2 separate regions of the Homo sapiens genome follow, and region 1 is linked to region 2. Evidence: chromatin loops called from intact Hi-C (ENCODE). Cell type or tissue: sigmoid colon. All regions are shown on one strand. Links, peaks and the distances in the headings refer to the core of each region. The heading gives the core; the rest is flanking DNA.

Evidence for each region. Peaks named below come from ENCODE experiments on the same cell type or tissue, not always from the same donor. Only the 100,000 strongest peaks of a DNase experiment are listed, where the experiment ranks them.
Region 1: a loop joins it to region 2, with 5 times the contacts of the local background. A loop is called at or near these places in 10 of 110 quality-filtered maps.

What each region holds. Positions count from the first base shown.
Region 1 is chr13:30,669,378-30,679,216 of GRCh38, forward strand. TRN-GTT2-4 (tRNA-Asn (anticodon GTT) 2-4) reads right to left here and starts at 4,660; the gene lies at 4,587-4,660. RefSeq lists a silencer at 4,510-5,019. In sigmoid colon, for the core only: a CTCF peak has its summit at 4,915; a DNase peak (open chromatin) is centred at 4,804; H3K4me3 peaks cover 1,176 bases; H3K27ac peaks cover 938 bases.
Region 2 is chr13:30,127,451-30,137,289 of GRCh38, forward strand. No RefSeq gene overlaps it. Among named protein-coding and RNA genes, the nearest start is that of LINC00384, 21 kb to the right of the region's middle. In sigmoid colon, for the core only: a CTCF peak has its summit at 5,280 (motif pointing right); a DNase peak (open chromatin) is centred at 5,291; H3K27ac peaks cover 338 bases.

The sequences.
Region 1 (9,839 bases), core at 897-8,896, 540 kb after region 2:
CTGTGCTTGGTAATTAATAGAGAAATTCTATATTTTAAACTTCAGTTGTATATTGGCTCTTATCCATGGCAGATTTTCACGTATGTGTTATTTTTTTATTTATTCAGAGCCGGAGTCTCGCTTTGTCGCCCAGGCTGGAGTGCAGTGGCGCGATCTTGGCTCATTGCAGCCTCTGCCTCTTGGGCTCAAGCAATTCTTCTGCCTCAGCCTCCCTAGTAGCTGGGACTACAGGTGCATGCCACCACGCCCGGCTAATTTTTTGTATTTTAGTAGAGATGGGGTTTCACCGTGTTGCTCAGGCTGGTCTTGAATTTCTGAGCTCAGGCAATCCGCCCGCCTCGGCCTCCCAAAGTGCTGGGATTATAGGTGTGAGCCATCATGCTCGGCCCTATGTGATATTTATTACAATGAATTCCAATGATCAGACCTATACTCAAGTATAAGTGAATATATCATTCAATGAAGTATAAATGATCATTATGTTCATATTCACACATACAATAATGTACTCAAGTTTATTGCTAAGGTAATTCAGAATCTCCTTATTTTGAAGTGTGCATTTGATATACCTGTTTGGGAATAACTAGTTTCTTATCTTTGACAGAAAATAATTTTGTTGTTTTGTTTTTACTAAAAAAGCATGGTGAAAAATGGCTCCATTTCTAAGAGAGGTAACTAAAATATCGCAATTTGCTGGGTGTCATTAAAGTAACTCACAAGGGAAAAAATGCAAATTGGTATCTGCTGATGGAGTAAATCTCCGCAGAAGTGATGACCCTGAAAGGATCAATATATTAAAGCCCCTCCCAGCTGGTCATTCCAGATTGCAACAATAAAGCATTAAGTGTTAAAACCTCAAGGCAGCTTTTTTTTTTTTTTTTTGTCTCAAGTCCTTTATTATTAATTTTATAGACCTACTTAATTACTAAGCCAAAAAAAATCAAACTTGTTTCTCTTTGTGACTTGTCAATAGTATTAAACTATTCTGGTTTTTTATTTTTGTGTTACCTTAAAGTCTCCAGTTTAGTAATTTTTCTGTACCTAAACACTTCGGATTTGACATGCTTTGTGGCCTTTATCAGTAGTTAGAATGTAAATCCAATAAATAAAGTAAAAGCCAGGTCTTCAAAACCTGGGGGCCAAGAACTCTGTTTTAGAGGGCCTGTGACTCTCTTGGACACTGGACAAAATCTCATCTCTAAATATGGATATTTTAGGGAGAGGGTCTTTAGGCTGTCATTTGGATTTTCACAGGGCTCCATGTATCCATAAGGTAGTCTCTTGGGAAGTTTGACTTCAATAAATGAAGTTTAACTTAAACCTAAAATGAAATTTAACTGAAAAACAAAATCCAATGAAAGATGCTTTCTTATGCAAAAACAAACAAACAAAAAAAAAACAAAAAAACCCCAAAAAACCCAAAGCCAAAGATTGTTTCTGAAATTAGGTTCTAGGTTCCAGAGCAACTCCATGGTGGGGAATCAGCCACATGTAAAGTAAGCTAAGAGTTTGGACAATTTGTAATATTTATTCCTAGGTTTCTTTAAGACCCTTTCAGATTTTGAATTCCTATTAGTAGCATCAGCCAGGTTCTAAATGTAGGCATCACCATAGACACTTCCCCACTGCTGCAGTCCCCAACACTTGCCCAATTTTCCCTTGAATTGCACCCATGCTGCCTTCTCCAGGCCTATTTGAACCCAGAACCTCGTTGTGCCTCGTTTGAAATATAATTTCCTCCTAACTAGTCTCTGATCTACTATTTCCCCTACATTGCTGCCACACTAATCACCTAAAATAGATTTCATTCTACCCTGAAACAGAAATCTCTAATAAGTTACTCCCTTCCCTTACGGGGTAAAGTTAGCCACATCCTAGGTATTCAAGGACCTTCCAGGAGCTAAGAACATTTCCCCTGCACCTTCTTGAAGTACACTTGTCCTATGTACTGGTTATGTTCATTTCTTACCCTCGCTCTCGTTTTGTCTGGAATTTTCCTTGGCCTTAAATGCCTCTCACCTGCCTGCCCACATCTCTCAGGGTTGTTTCAAATCCTCAATGAAGGCTCACAGCCCCAGTCTATGTTGGCCACTTACTTCGTGGCCTGGGAACATTTTTCTTTGGCTGACTTGCTGACACTCCATCAGATGCATTTTTATCTGGTTGTCCATCTGTGAACCATACCCTGAGAAGGCAGAGAGTGCCTCTGCACTGAACATGTGCTAGGGGACAGGTCTGTGCTAGAGGGGCAAGCACTGGGAATGAAGAACTGGTCCCTACTCCCAAGGAGTTCATATCTCAGTGGAGGTGACAAGCAACTCACTGTTTCCGGGGGTTGTGGTGACTGCTGGGAGAAGGGGTGTCTATATTAGATCGAAGCAGCATCAGGGGAGGTTCCCTGAGAAGGTGATGCCTCAGCGGATGTCTCCCAGCTAAGTGGGGTGGAGGTGGAGAAGGGCAGAGCAGGGAGAGGATCTAGGTGGGGCGTGTAAGTCTGCATGGGTAACTCAGGGAACCCTTGGTAACTGCATGTAACTGTGTGAAGCTTTCATGAAGGAACATGGTAGGAGACTAGGGTATGGACTATAGAAGCCCTTTTGCTAAGCTCAAGAATTTGAGGCCGGGAGCGGTGGCTCACGCCTGAAATCCCAGCACTTTGGGAGGCCAAGGCGGGCGGATCACGAGGTCAGGAGATCGAGACCATCCTGGCTAACATGGTGAAACCCCGTCTCTACTAAAAAAAAAGTACAAAAAATTAGCGGGGCGTGGTGGCGGGCGCCCGTAGTCCCAGCTACTCAGGGAGCTGAGGCAGGAGAATGGCATGAACCCGGGAGGCGGAGCTTGCAGTGGGCGGAGACTGTGCCACTGCACTCCAGCCTGGGCAACAGTGCAAGACTCCATCTGAAAACAACAACAACAACAAAAAATTTGAAGTGTATCTTGAAGGAAATCCCTTGGAGCCTAAAAATGATCATTGATAACAGAAAATGATCTCTGCTCTCGCCTAGGGTAATATATTCAGCTTCAAAGTGGAAGGGCATGTTTTCCAAGGGCATGTTTTCTAAGTCCCTGTAATTGTAGTGATAGCAAATATATGCCCTGCATCTTGAAATGTAAGACTAGGTTTGAACAGTATATAAATTATCTTATGATCTAATTTCCCCTCATTTTGTGGTTTCTACTATAAGCTACCCAGAAGTGTAGACAGGACGTTTGGAATTTGATGGGCATCGGAAAGATTCCTACCTAAGAACATTTTTTTTTTTTTTTTTTTTTCTGAGAAGGAGCCTTGCTCTGTCACCCAGGCTGGAGTGCAGTGGCACGATCTCAGCTTACTGCAACCTCCACCTCTCAGGTTCAAGTGATTCTCCTGCCTCAGCCTCCTGAGTAGCTGGGACTACAGGTGTGCACCATCATGCCTAGTTAATTTTTATATTTTTAATAAAGGCAGGATTTCACTATGTTAGCCAGGCTGGTCTTGAACTCCTGACCCCATGATCTGCCCACCTTGGCCTCCCAAAGTGCTGGGATTACAGGTGTGAGCCACTGCGCCCGGCCTCTAAGAAAATTTTTGAGAGCTACTTGTTCTGTTGCCTGGAATTCCACCGTAAGTACGACGTTGTGTCTCCTTCTCCAGGGCTACTAACTAAACAACAGAGGGTATTGTGTTATCGACAATTATTTGATTGATAACTATCAGCAAACATTTGCCAAGGCATTCCTTTAAAGATAGCCTAGTGACTCTATTAACTACTCCTTCTTCCAGGCTTCTAAGTTCTGTTGGAGGTAAGTAGATCCCAGAGATAAAGCACCTACCATAGGACCTGAATCTTGGTAGAAATAAATTATATCATCATGTTATCATATTATCATGTGTTTTTCTATCTTTAAAGTCTTATGTGAATATTCTGCTTGAAAAATATGTGTCCTCTGTTAGACCAGAGTTGAAAATATGTTATTCAAGAACTTGTAACAGGAACCCGCACAATTTCTGCTGGAGTTTAATTTCAGGGTTAATTCTGTCAGCAATCTAAGGTAAACATTAACATTTTTCCCTAGATTCAAGTCCGTTGTCCAAAAGCTGTAACAGAACTTAACTGAATAAATAGTTTCTTAAGATGGTAAGCTTCCATATGCTTATAATGACTCCTCTACACGTTTTCATCTGGAAGGCTGCTCATGCTTTTGGAAGCAAAGAAGACAATCTTAAATAACTACATTTGCTTTTTGGTGGTGCCAGATTTTTCTGAGAAACACCAATGGAATTTATAAATTCACCAGTCAATGGGCAATTGAGTTGCTGTTTTGCTATTACCACTGCCGTTTGTGAGCATTGTTGGGAAGGTGTCTTGAAGCACACGTGCAAGTTTCCCTTGGATAAGTAGTAGGAATAGAATTGCCAAACCATGGCTTCCAGTGCAGACACAGTCTCTCCCTTGGGCCCAGCCACTAGGCACCACACATTAAGAGGATATTGTCTGTCCATGTCCTAGAAACGTTGTAGCATCATGCTCCTATTCGATTAAAAATCTCATTATTAAAATGAACCATCGGGTAAATGTTGTCTCGGGAAAAGAAGCACTGACCGTCCCTGGGTGGGCTCGAACCACCAACCTTTCGGTTAACAGCCGAACGCGCTAACCGATTGCGCCACAGAGACCCAGTTACTCAGGCCGCGCTGCGGTGTGTACAGATTTCCGCGGCGCCGGCAGCCGCTCTAGCCACCCTGGGCGTCGCCACCCCAGGCGTTGCCACCCCAGGCACGGGCTGAGAAGTCGCGGGGCGCGCCGAGGAGGCAGCGGAAGCGGCCGAGGTGCCCAGCGGCCGCCGCGGGGGGAGAGGCTGTGCCCCGGCGCGCGGGAGGGGGCGGGCGAGGCCGCGTGACTCCGGGCTTCTCTGGGGACGAAGCGCGCCCCTCGTGGCGGCAGCGGCCAGTGGTCCGCAGTCGGCCCGGACTCGGGGTAGGAAAGATCCTCTCAGCAATGGCTGCGCGCCATGCGTGCTCTGCGGCGGGGACCGTGCCGGCCGGGCGCGCCACCAGTAACCAGGGACCCAGGGGAGAACCTGCCAAGGGGAATAGGTCGCACGGAGAGAATACGACACGCTTGGAGGGAAGAACCACGTGCTGTACAGGTTTAAAGGATGGAGAGTCACGTGCGCTTAGGTCCCAAACTTAAGGGACCTAACCCTTTTTCTGGGTTGCCGCTATTGCCCCTTCTCCTTAGACAGTTTTTCATCTCATCACCTCTCACCCCGTAAAATGCAACGAACATAGATAGGCTGTGTATCAATGTAGACTGTATGTATATCTGTGCTTCGTACATAAAAAGAATATGATTTTTGCCACCTTCTAAGAACCAATTTGCACCCCATTTTGAGGCATATGGCCTCTGTTGAGATTGCATAGTTTAGGGGACATCAAAAAAGCCTTATAGAGGGACTGGCAATTAAGATAGCCTTTCAGTTTGAAATGGCCATTGAAGGCTTCTCCCTTTCCCTGACTTCTGAATTTTTTTTTTTTTTTTTTTTTTTTTTTTTTGAGATGGAGTCTTGCCCTGTTGCTGGAGTGCAATGGCGCGATCTCGGCTCACTGCAACCTCCGCCTCCCGGGTTCAAGCGATTCCTGCCTCAGCCTCCCGAGTAGCTGGGAATACAGGCGCCTGCCACCACGCCCAGCTAACTTTTGTATTTTTAGTAGAGGCGGGGTTTCGCCATGCTGGCCAGGCTGGTCTGGTACTCCTGACCTCGTGATCCGCCCGCCTCCGCCTCCCAAAGTGCTGGGATGACATTACAGGCGTGAGCCACCGTGCCCGGCCAATTTTTTTAGGCGCACTGTTCAGTGGCACTAAGTACATTCACATTGTTATGCAACTATCACCGCCATCCATTTCCAGAACCTTTTCATCTTCCGAAACAGAAGCTCCCTACCCATTACACGGTAACTCACGATTCCCCTCCTCTAGTCGGAACAATCACCATTCTACTTTCTGTCCCTTTGAATTTGACTACTCTTAGAGACCTCATGTAAATGGAGTCATACGGTGTTTGCCTGTGGCTGGCTTATTTCACTTACCATATGTCTTCAAGGTCCATCCACGTTGTAGCCTGTGTCAGGATTTCCTTCCTGGATAAGGCTGAATAAGCTGCACTGTATGCAGGTATCGCATTTTGCTTTTCCATTCATCTCTCCGTGAACATTAGGGTTGCTTCCACCTGCAGCTATGAACATGGGTCTACAAATAACTGATTCCCTGCTTTCAATTCTTTTGGGAATATACCCAGAGATGGAGTAGCTGGATCACATGGTTTGCTATTGGCTGTACCATTTTACATTCGCACCAACAGTGTACAAGAGTCCCTATTTCTCCTCATCTATTTTTTTTTTAAATAATGGGCATCCTAATGGGTATGAAGTATCATCTCATTGTGGTTTTGCTCTGCATTTCTCTAACGATTAGTGGTGTTGGGCATCTTTTCCAGACACCACCAATCTGAATTCTATGGCCCTTCGTTTACTCACTTCCTCCCAGCAAGAGCCATTTCTGCTTCAGCAAGGAGGAAGCTGCGACTGATAGAGGGAAAGGGCCCAGGGGGCTTGCAGAGTGGGGCCTGTGCCATGCAAGGAGAGGAGAAGAAGGTGGATCTTTGAGTAGGACTATCTGGAGATCCTGCTTTCACAAGGTCCTTGCTTGTGTGCTGGGCAGCTTTTGGAGCTAGTTATCTTTATTTTAGCCCTTGAGGGATATTTAGGCATGTGGTGCTTGTGAGCAGCCAATCCATGAAGAAGGAACTGATGGTCTCCACCTTGGAAATATTGGAAGAGATAATGCCGTCCAAATTGCAGTTTTAGAAGTTAACTTAAAATTATGCTATTTTAATGGAATTTTGGGTGCATTTCCATTTTCTTCTTAAGAATTGCTGGAATTTCTTAAGTGTTTAGGTGATGATCTCTTTTTGTGATTCCTTTTTTAAAAAACAACAACAAAATCTTTCAAATACATAAGAAATAGGCCGGGCACGGTGGCGTAATCCCACCACTTTGGGAGGCCGAGGAGGGCGGATCATGAGGTCAGGAGATCAAGACCATCCCGGCTAACACGGTGAAACCCCGTCTCTACTAAAAAATACAAAAAATTAGCCGGGCGTGGTGGCGGGCGCCTGTAGTCCCAGCTACTCGGGAGGCTGAGGCAGGAGAATGGCATGAACCCGGGAGGCGAAGCTTGCAGTGAGCCTAGATCGCACCACTGTACTTTAGCCTGGGCGATGGAGCAAGACTGTCTCAAAAAAAAAAAAAAGAAAAAAAAAGAAAGAAATAGACCTTTATTTTTCTGTAACTCCACAAAATTTCTATTTTGATTCCCTATTATTTTGCTATTGTCAACACAGTCTCAGTCAATTCAAGATCCTGTTTGTGCCTTTCCCTGGAGTCATTTCCAAGTGCTAAGGCTTTGGTCCATGAGTCGCATGTGCACACTCATGGCTGTAGAGGGAGTTTTGCTCCCGGTGAAGGTCTTGGTGGCTCTTCTATACCTTGATTGAGGGAAAGGAATCTTATGTGAAGTTAGCTTTGTTGTATCAGATATTCCATAAAGCCATTTCTGGGACAGTCCCCTCTGTTTATCGGACCACAAGCTTCTCTGTCCTCATCAAGCCCACCTTTATACTTCATTTCTCCAGACTTCATGTCCAGACTGTGGGATGAACAAGTGGTTATAAGGTTTTAGAGGCTCCTGTAGGACTAGATGGAAGGCAAAAAAAGGAAATAACCTTTAAGCATGCTCTCGATTCCTTAAATCCCATCTGAAAGTCTTAAGGATGTCTTCTCAGTCATACTTATTTGACAATATTACCTAATTTTCTCCATTAGCCCAAGCTCAGGGGTCTTTCTTCTTCCATATTCACATGGGTGCAATGGTTTTCTGAAAGGAAAACAGCATTACTAGGGCAGTAACATTTAATTAATCACAGGTACTTATCAAACTACAAAACAGGCATTCCAGGAACTGGGTGTTTCTGTTTGTAAAATTACACTCTCGTGTACATGCTCCCACTAAAATGTAAGTTCGCTGAGGATGGAGGTTTTGGTCTCTTTGCTCTGTGCTGTAACCCCAACACTGCAGCAGGGCCTGGCACATAGCAGGCATGCAGGGACTATGCACTGAATCAATGAGGAAATGAAAACCAGGACCATGAAGTAAACTGGACAAAATAAAATGTGATAGAAAATCTAAATTCCTAATACATAAGGAGCACTTATCAATTGATATTTACAAAATCTTTTTACAATTCAATTAAAGACAACATAAAACAAATAAGAATGGGGACAGGAACAGAAAATTCCCCCAAAGAAAAAAATATATATACATGGTACAGCCATTGTGGAAAGCAGTATGGAGTTCTCAAAAATATTAAAATAGAACTATCATATAATCCAGCAATCCCATCCCTGGGTATATATCTAAAGGAAATGAAATCAGTACCCCAAAGAGGTGTCTGCACTCCCATGTTTATTGCAGCATTAGTTACAACAGCCAAGATATGGAATCAACCCATCAGCAGATGAAAGGATAAAGGACATGTGATACATATACACAATGGAGTAGTATTCAGCCTTAAAAAAGAAGAAAATCCTGTCATTTGCAACAACATGGATGAGCCTAGAGAACATACTAAATGAAATAAGCCAGGCATAGAAAGACAAATGCTGCATAGTCTCACTTAGGTGTGGAATCTAAAAAAGTCAAATTAAAAAAAAATGTCAAGCAGAGAATAGAATGGTAGTTGCCAGGGACTCTGGGAAGTAGCAGGGGTGGGGGTGGAGGGGAGGGGATGGGCAGAAGTTGGTCAAAAGGTACAAAGTTTCAGGTAGACAGGTGTAAGTTCTGGGGATCTATTGTACAGCGTGGTGACTGTAGTTAATACTGTATTGTGTACTTAAAAATTGCTCACCAAAAATGTTCTCACCAAAAAAATGATGTTTGGATATGTTAAACAGTTTGATTTAATCATTTTGACGTGTGTGTGTGTGTGTGTGTGTGTGTGTGTGTGTATACATCAAAACATCACATTATATACCATATACAATTAATATATACAATTTTTGTCAAAGAAAAAATGCACATGACCAATATGATAAAAGTTTAGTCTCACTAGTAATAAAAATCAAAATTAAATGAAATAAAAATTTCTTTCCCCAAATCGCAAAAGAGAAAGAAAGGTAATACTAAAACACAGTCACGGTGTAGTGAGAGGGCTGCTCTCACACAGGACTGATGAGAATAAAATTGGAGAGCAGTGTGGTAATATACATATTAAACAATGTATATACCCTCTCATTTTAGAAATTCTATATTAGAAATCCATCCTAAGAAAATAACCAGGGATGTGATCAAAATTTTGAATGCAGCAGCACAGTATTATTTATAATAGTTATAAATAAGAAACAACCTGAATGTCCAGCAACAGGCAAAAATGATAAATAAATTGTGGCATATTTAAGCTGGTGGCTCATGCCTGTAATCCCAGCACTTTGGGAGGCTGAGGCAGGAGGATCTCTTGAGGCCAGGAGTTTGAAACCTGTCTGGGCAACATAACGAGACCCAGTCTCTACAACATATTTTTTAAAATTAGGTGGGGCATGGTAACTCATGCCTGTAATCCCAGCACTTTGGGAGGCTGAGGTGAGCAGATCACCTGAGGTGAGGAGTTTGAAACTAGCCTGGCCAACATGGTGTAACACCATCTCTACAAAAAATACAAAAATTAGCCAGGGTGGGGTGCGTTCCTGTAGTCCCAGCTACTCGGCAGACTGAGGTAGGAGAATCACTTGAACCCGGGAT
Region 2 (9,839 bases), core at 699-8,698:
GCCATTCCGCTTTACAGAGGAGAACCTGAGGCACAAGGAGGATGAATCACTCGTGAGGTCACTTCATTAGTAAGTGGCTGAGATAGAAGTCAAACCTAGATTTACTCCAAATGAAGACTCCAACCGCTACTCCATTGGGCTACTTCCTGCGTAGATCCCCCTGAAGCTGAGAGAGGGGGCCTCTCTCTCCTCCCACTCCCCGGCACCAACATGGTTTGGGAGCTCCAAAGTGCCTTTAGCATTCAGTCACCTCTGAGTGTCAGATGCTGCTGCAGGCTGGGATTCCATTTATGGCAGCAAAACGCCAAGCCCAATGGAAGACCCAACTCATTCCTTCTCTCAACACTGAACTCTACCCAGAAGCCAGGTGGTCAGTCACTGGTCAGAAGGGACCATTTCCTTCAGTGGGGCAAGAGATCTGATTGAGGACTCAGTCACCCATGGAACCTCTAGGCACTTTTAGGGCCTCCAAGCAAACCATGAGGCACTAAGAATTACGGCAGGGCTGCCCCAGTAGAAATCACACGGTGTTTTAGAGTCAGTCTCTGAACATGGATGATTGAAGACCAGGCCCAAAATGATGCCAACCCATCCAGGGCAGCCTCAATAGCTCACTTGCCTGGGAGCGAGACTCTGAATTCAGAAGTTAGCCAGTGAGCATGGCAGTTCTGTTACTGCCTGCTTAAAGACCTTTGTTGTCAACATAGCAGAGTTGGAATGTGTTAGCCCAGCTCACATGAACTTTATGTAACATACTTCATTAGCTTTATATGCTATCCAACTCACACACTCTCCCTTATCTCCTTCCACACTAATCTTTCACTCCTCAACACCTGCCAAGTTCTTCCATGATCTGGGTCTTGGCACATGCTGCTCCCCATTCCCCTACCCAGAATACACTTCTCCTGTTCTCTACCTCATGCACTCCTACATAGTCTTCAAGGCCCAGTTCAAATGTCCCTGCCCCTCCAGAATCTTCCCTGACCCCCAGAAGTTACTTCTTTTATGCATCACATAGTCGATTATTCAGACATCTGTTATACTAATTAACTTGTAGGAACTCTTTTTCTTTTCTTTTTTTTTTTTTTTTTACAGTGTAGCGGAGGAAGTTTATTTACGGATGTGGGGAGAACATGGTAAAGGCCCCTGGGCTGGCCAGCAAGGGGGCAAGGAACTCTTACAGCTTGTTAGGTATGTCTTCCCAACTAGGCCCTGAACTTCTCAAGGTTGCAGTTGCAACAGTGATGATAATGGCAACACTAACTAGCTGTAGCAGGTAGGGTGTATGGCTTGGCAGAACGTCTGTGTAATTATTAGCAAACCACCACTGTGTTGATTGAATAGGTGTAAGATTCTCCCATCTTGCTCTGCTCATGCTTGCAGCCCACATTTCCTGTCTCAGAACCTGTATGTGCATATCGCTGGTTGATGAACCCCATCTGGCTCTGCAGTTTGACTATTCCTGCAGTTTTCACTTTTCTCCTTTCTAGTCATCCTTTTTTTCCATGCTGTTGGTCTGTCTTCATGAAGTTTCATCTTGCTCTTTTTTTTTTTGAGATGGAGTCTCGCTCTGTGGTCCAGGCTGGAGTGCAGTGGCACAATCTCGGGTTACTGCAACCTCCGCCTCCTGGGTTCACGCCATTCTCCTGCCTCAGCCTCCCGAGTAGCTGGGATTACAGGCAACCACCACCACGCCCAGCTAATTTTTGTATTTTTAGTAGAGATGGGGTTTTGCCATGTTGGCCAGGCTGGTTTCCAACTCCTGACCTCAGGTGATCCACCCACCTCAGCCTCCCAAAGTGCTGGGATTATAGGCGTGAGCCACCATGCCCAGCCAATTGCTTAAAACTTTTAAAACTTTAAGTGAATAGAATCTAGAAATGCATACCAGTCTTCCAAAGAATCACTAATAGTTGTTATATATCAGTGTCCAAATCTTAATCATAAATGATGTGATCAGTGAGTGATTCTTGAACATTCATTGCTGAGGGTGGTCATAGCACTTCACACTCCACCATCCTTGGGAAGGCAGCAGAAGCATCATTGGTGCAGATGCAGGTATTGTAACTGCTATTCCATAGACAGATGGAAGTGGCATGCAGGAGAGGCAATAACCCTCCCACAGTCCTCACCACATGCCCCTCTCCTCCGCCTTGGGAGCTTTCCAAGCATGATAGTGGTTGGGCCTCACAATAACCTCTGAGAAAGCTGTTAGCATCAGGAAGTCAGAGAGGCCATCCGAATACACCCTTCTGACCTCCCCCCTCTTTACCTCAGGGCATAATGTGAAGTTTCTTCAACAGGACCCTCCCCATGAATGTTTGTAGGGCTCATGACTCAATCAATGAATGGATGGCAAATCCACTCATGTCATCGAGACATGAACACTTGGAAACTGAGGGAAATGTAGCTTCCTGTGAGAGTAGCAGGATGGTGATGTGGTGATGCCAGGATGAAGGGAATCATGGTGTCTAGAGGCTGGGCAATTTGACCCTTCCCAGACCCTGAGGACATGGGGTCTCCGAAGCAGATGCCCAAGTAAATCTACTCCAATATGGGAAGATGAAAGTAAAAATTCTATTCATAATTATTTTGTTTAAGAATAAAAGCTTGAGTTACATAAATATGTGATAAATAAATGGACAGTAGAATATGTGTGTGCATATGTATGCATATTTGTAATTTTTTTTTTTGAGACAGAGTTTTCCTCTGTCACCCAGGCTGGAGTGCAATGGCACAATCTCAGTTCACTGCAACCTCCACCTCCCGGGTTCAAGCAATTCTCCTGACTCAGCCTCCCAGGTAGCTGGGATTACAGGTGCCTGCCAACCATGCCTAGCTAATTTTTTTTGTATTTTTAGTAGAGACAGGGTTTCACCATGTTGGCCAGGCTGGTCTCGAACTCCTGAGCTCCAGCAATCTGCCCACCTCGGCCTCCCAAAGTGCTGGGCGTGAGTCACTACACCCGGCCGCATATTTGTAATTTAAAATAAACATACGTAGATGAGGGTACACCTGCCCCAACATTTTTCATCATAGAGAAGCATGGTCAGAATAGTTTGAAGACTACCAGCTAAGGTAGTGACAGCAAATCCAATTCACATCAGGGAGGTGGTAAGGCACAGGCCTGAGGAAGCCTCGATGCTCACGGACTGCCCTGCAGCAGGGTGGGATAAAAGTGTCACTCCAGAAAAGAAAGGAGGAAAAGTATCTCTCTGAGAACCCAAACTTCATAATCCAATTGTGAAACTAGTGTAGATTTTTAGTCAACAGAAATGTAATCCCTGTGTGCTGTAGGCATCTCTGACACCCAGAACTGATAGTGGCCAAACACCGTTAATAATCACTGGGCACCATTTACGGAGGTAACCTCCACCTTTAGAACTGCCACACCTGGGCCGGGCGCGGTGGCTCAAACCTGTAATCCCAGCACTTTGGGAGGCCTAGGCAGGTGGATTGCCTGAGCTCAGGAGTTTGAGACCAACCCGGGCAACATGGTGAAACCCATCTCTACTAAAAAATACAAAAAATTTGCCGGGTGCGGTGGCGCGCGGCTGTAGTCCCAGCTACTCAAGAGGCTGAGGCAGGAGAATTGCTTGAATCCGGGAGGCGGAGGTTGCAGTGAGCCGAGATGGTGCCACTGCACTCCAGCCTGGGTGACAGAGTGAGATTCCGTCTCAAATAAATAAATAATAAATAAATAAAACAAATAAATGCCACACCTGATTGTCACCACCACCTTATGTTCTACATTGTACCTCAATTTTACAGAAGAGGAATCAGGCTCAGAGAAGCTAAAGAAGCGGCCTGAGTCCCAGCTAGCAAACAGCAAAGCCATGATTTGGACAGAAGCCTGTGTGACTCCAAAACCCACGCTCTTTTCACTGTGATGCACGGCTAATACTGAGCTGAGTGATGGGAAAGGAGCTCTCTCTGTGGATTTCCAGGATACCTTCAAAGATCAGGTTGCTCTGTTTGCAGACGCAACTTTGCAAGGACAAGCTGTGTCTTCACTCACACTAGCTCGGCACAGGTTCTGAGCACCTTTTGCAATGGAAGTTATTTAACATGATCACAACAAAATGAAGATATTGAAAACCTGGATGTGAATTCTGAAACCAAGAAATTATCCCATGTTCTCCAAGACCTTGCACCCCTTGTGGCCATGCTAGGCACATGGACCCAAACCTTCAGAGAGGCTGTTGTCAAAAGACGAGATGTTGGCCAGGCGCGGTGGCTCACGCCTGTAATCCCTGCACTCTGGGAGGCTGAGGCGGGTGGATCACCTGAGGTCAGGAGTTTGAGACCAGCCTGACCAACATGGTGAAACCCCGTCTCTACTAAAAAATACAAAAATTAACCGGCCGGCGTGGTAGCAGGCGCTTGTAATCCCAGCTACTTGGGAGGCTGAGGCAGGAGAATCGCTTGAACCCAGGAGATGGAGGCTGCGAAGGCTTCAGTGAGCCGAGATTGTGCCACTGCTCTCCAGCCTGGGTGACAGAGCGAGACTCCGTCTCAAAAAAAAAAAAAAAAAAAGAGACTTGTTGTTTACCAAACTCACCCACAAACAGGAATGCACATGCCGTGCCCTCTTGTCAAATGTCAGTTATTAATAAACGCTTTCCCTTTTGTGTTAGAGAAGAAATAGCTCCTTCTCAAAGAATATGAATTTCTCTGTTACATGAAAATAGATGATCAGTTCTAAAAATTCATAACCCTGGTGGTGAGTTTGTTTTGAGAGTTTAATGATTATTTTTTATTTCCTTTCCTATAGTTGTTCACCTTTTCCTTGTCTTCTGAGATGAAATTATATCCAACACAAATTGCTAACTTTCACCTAGTATTCACAGGGTTAGTAACTGGAAATGGCAGGAGTTTGGGTATAGGAAAGAAATGAGTAAAATAGAAGGGGAGGAAAATCTCAGCTTTTTAAAACTGTGTTTTTAAATTTATTTTTAATCGACAAATATAAATTGTTTATATTTATCGTGTACAATGTAATGTTTTGAAATATGTGTACCTTGTGGACTGGCTAAATCGAGCTAATTATGCATTATCTCACACACCATTTTTGCAATGAGAAGACTTAAAATCTACTCTCCTAGCAACTTTTAAGGATATAATATCTTGTTATTAACTCTAGTTACCTCGTTGTACAATAGCTCTCTTGAACTCATTCTTCCTGCACAGCCAGCCCATTGTAAGCACCAAGCTGGCAGCCGGCTCCTTTGAGAGGGCTCCTGCTTGCCTTGTGTGACACTATCGGCTGCGGCCAGCAGGGGGCGGCTTCTCCTTGTTTGAGAGAGAGCCTCGCTTGGGCTGCTGTGTGCTGAGATGAAACGCGCCTGACCAGGGACCCGCCCCCAGAACTGGCAAGGAAGCTCCTCTCAGCCTTTGCCTCTGCAGAGAGGGCCAGGAAGGGCTGGTGGAGAAACGAACGCCTCGCACGTCCTCGGTGCACATGCGTTTATTCATTATTCAGTACTTGGGGGGGCACTCACTGAGGGTTGGACGTAGAGCCGGGGTGAGGACGGCAGAGAGGAGTGAGACCCGTCCCTGCTCTTAAGGGGCTCCATGTTGGGTGGGGGCAGAGGTCCAGGCCATAGCGACGGGGACCCGGAGGCAGGACCGAGAGCCCAGAGAGTTGGTGGCGCTGCCGTCCCTGCACTGGGTGGGCCGTGCTGGGAGAAGGTCCCGGGGATCACTCCTCCTAGGCCGCCGGGGCAGTCTCTCCAGCCACCCTCTTTCCCCAGAGCCAGCGGGCTGGGGTTCTTGGTTTAGACTCTCTTCTCTCCTGTCCTGGAGGACCAGCCATTTGACGCCCTTGTCCACTGGGAGGATGTTTTCCATGATTCCACTTCTTCCCTTCCTCGGCCACCTAAGGCAGGCCGGCTTATGCGTGACTGTCAACCGAGGCAGGCCACAGCGCTGTGGGCAGGCGGTTTTGCACGTATCCTTAGTGACCCTGAAGGCCCAGCCTCTGCTGGCTGCCTGAGCCGAGGGTTTTACTTCTTTTCATTTAATCACTTTATTGGTCCTTGCCGGGAGGGAGCCCATGGGTCCTGGTAAAAGTGCATCTCCCTGTGGTTCTGGGGCTGATCCTCCTTCTGGAGCAGAAGACAGAGCTCAGTGAGGACCGCCTGTGCTGCCTGCCTGGGACGCCCCAGCCGCAGGGCCGCGCAGGCGTGTTTCTTTGAGAGCCCTCCCCTGGAAGCTCCCTTTCACTCCACCCTGTTGATAAGGCCCAGGACAAAAAGCAAGCAACCGCTGGAAACACACCTGCTGGAAACACGCCTCCAGTGCCAGCCCAGGAGGTGGTGGCCCTGTCCTGACGCCCCGTCTAGCCACCGGGCCAGAGCTGGGAGCCCCATAGTGGAGTCTGTGTCCGGCAGGTGTCTCTGGACAGCTGAGGTTCTTGTAACCAAAGAGGTTCGTTTACCTCCTTAGATCACCCAGGGACAAGTGATGTGTTTTGTGGCCTCGGATCGTTCCGTGCTGTCTCTGGTGGGTTATTTATTCAATGTTCTAGGTTGACTTGTCTGCTTTTAAAAAAAATAAAACAAAATAAAAGGAAGAGTAGGAGAAAATAAGAAATTCCAGGGTTGTTATGAAGCCAGAAATCTAAAAATAACTTCGGTAAAGACTCAGTTGTGGCTTCTCTTTATTTTGAAAGAGCAACAGCTAATGACCAAAACAGGCTAGCTTTGTCCTGGCCGGTGACAGGCCACTGGACAGTGACTGCATTGTAACCAGGGACACACGGCCTCCCGACAGACAACACTCCTGCCAGATGGGGCAGCTCGTTCAGTGAGTGACTCCTTCCGTCAGCAGGGGCAAGGGGCAGGGGCCCTAGGTCCTGCCAGCTCTGTGGCTTCCAGGGTTCCTCTGGGGGCCTCAGCTTCATCCATGTGAGCAGAGACGAACAACAGGGGAAAGGTCACCCACAGAGGATTTAAAGCAGTGGCCATAAAGACATCCACTGATCTCCAGAAAGCCAGGCACTGCGCCCTCTGCCACCATCTTCAGATCTCATAATAGTGGAGAAATATTTTGTGGCCCTTCTGGCTACCATGCACTGTGCTAATGGCTTTGTTTTTATCACTTTATTGAATTGTCACAACTCTGTAAGACACCCCACTTTACAGCCAAGAAGACAGAGGCTCTAAGAGGTGAAGTAACTTTCGGAGCTTTGCAAAGCTAGCAAGTTGCAGAACCTGGCTCTAAACCCAGATTTAACTGTCATCCAAACCCCTGCTCTAGCCAAACCCCTGCCCTAGCCTTAACTGCTATGCTGTGCTGGTTTGGCTGTAAAACCATGATTCAGTGAAAACAAATATGAGCCTGACAGAGCAGAAAGAAAGTCCTAATGTGGAGGGTTACAAAGCCTTAGGGCAGCTCCTGAGAAAGACACAAAGCCATCTCTTATGAGCTTATTCAGTCCTCTGCAAAAAGAAAGGTCCTGGACAACGTGTTCCCTGCCAGCAACTCCACCCCCTAACAGATGTTTAATTGAACACCTACTATATGCCAGGAACAGCGGGGTATAAGACCAAGCCCTCACTCTAATGAATTTGAGCCCTAGGAGGAGAGAAGCAGCAAGTCAACTACACGCAAGTGAGTGATTAAAGGAGGAAGATAAATCCAGTGGGTGAGAAATGTGGTCAAAACAGGGCAACATGGAAAAGAAAGCTGACCTGGGGAGGCAGCGCTGGTGTGGGTGGTGCAGGGCAGGCAACCAGCCTGGGGAAGCCGTGTGAAGCCAAATCTGCATTGATTGTTGAACACCCATTAGCAAGGAGAGCTCTCCAACCATTGCGGGGGCAGCTCCTTCCAGCCAAGGGCCCAGCTTCAGTCTCAGGTGGGAACAGGCTGGAATCTGGTGAGGAATGTGACCCCATGCGTGTTTTCAGGAGGTCACGCTGGCTGCTGGCTGTAGAATGGGCCAGAGAGGGGCAGCGAGGAAACCAAACCAATGAGCCACTGGACATCAGTGATCCAGGCAAGAAGGGATGTGGCCTGCCCCCAGGGACAGTGTGAGAGAAAATGCCCTGCACGGCTCAAGCCCCCATAGACAGAGACTTCAACTCCACTCCCGGGAAAACCTTGGGAAAGGGCCACTTCCAGCCCAAGGGGGAGACAGACACCCCGCACTGCTGCACTCTCAGCTGGGTTCTCAGGCCCTCGCTCTCCTCCTTCCCATGGTGGCTCTAACCTTGGGGGACAGGGCAGTGGGGGACTGTGCTGGAGCCCCGGGGTGGCTGGGGTGACTGAGGGTGTCATCTGCCTGAGCTGGCCCTAGCCTGCTCTCCACCTGGTCTCAGCCATCCTGCTGATGCATGGCCTCCTTCTGCCTAACATCTGCATTAGCGGGAGCAAGAAGACAATATATGTAAGAACGATCTTGGAAGAGCAGCCAGCACATACCTGCCAACTGATTCTGGTTGTAGGGGACGAAGGATGAAGGGGTGAAGGATGCCTGTGAGGTTTGGGGCCTAAATAAGCAGATGCCTGGATGGCCATTTACTGAGACAAGGAAGATGGGCGGACACTGGTTTGCAGGGAAGTCCAAGAGTTCTTTCCATCCAGGGCTGACCTCCAAGTGCAGATGTGTAGTGGGCAGCTGGAGGAAGAACCCCAGGCAGGTGCCCAGGCCTCCTGCTGTCCACCCCAGAGGCCGCCAACCCTCCTTCCTTCCCTGTCTCCTTCTCCATTCCCACCCTGAGCCCCGTCCCCACCCTCAACTCACCGTCTCTCCCACTGTGACAAGAGTTACACAAGGACTGGAGGCAGCTTTGAAACTGTTTCCTCTCATGAACTTAATTTAAAAGTAATTAATTTTTTTAAAAGCCACTGGCTCAGTTATAGAGAGACCCACTGGATTCAGGAGAGGGTGAGCCTGGCGCCAGCCAGCTGTGTGGCAAGGCATCTTCTCCCTGGCGCTCCCATCTGGTGCCTCCAGCCTTAACGAAGTGGCAGTGATGCCAGATGGTGTTAATTCACACACTTACAGTGGATCAGGCCCTCCACTCCATGCATGTTATCTTATCCTCCCAGCGACCCTGGGGGGTAAGTAAATACTGTTATCCCCATTTTTCAGATGAGATAACTGAGGCTTGGAGGTTTTCATGAAAAACTAACCCAAGATCTTACAGATAACAAGTGATAGAGATGAGACTACAATCCACGTCTGTTGCCTCTGGCACCCTGTGCTCCAACCTCACAATCCACAGCAAGCCTGTCCTCTCCACTCTGATCTGGGCACCTCAGGCCTACAGAGCAGCCACACACAGGGTGGTGGCTGATGTCTGCTCCCAGGTCTGCACTTCTCAGCTGAGGAAATTCCACCACTGCCACCAGCACACAGAGAAACCAGAGCTCCATCCACAAGCACAGCTGTGTGTCCTCGCCGGCTGCTCCTGGCCCTCTCTCTCATCTCAACTCGTCCATGGTTCCAGGAGGTGAGGAGAAGCTGGCAAGGCAGGGACAGAGCCCAAGAGTGCCTTGGGTGCGTCTCAGACACCTTTCCTCAAAACAGTCTGGTCCCAGAACCCAAGCAGGACACAACGTGAGGACTGTGGGTGGGGAGGGGAAGCAGAGACCCTGGCTGGAATTCACGATCTGGCTCTGGCTCTGCCAGCTGATGACCTCAGGCAGAGCATGTGCCCTCTGTGATTCTCAGGCTTCCCCATCTGTATAATGGGAGCATATTTCTTGGCAGCATTATTGTGAGATTAGTGATAAAGAATGTTTGCACCACGACAGGCAGATCGCAGGTCCTCAAGATGGAGGCTATGGTTGGAAGAGTGGATTCTGGATTCGGACTTGGATCCTGATTTCAG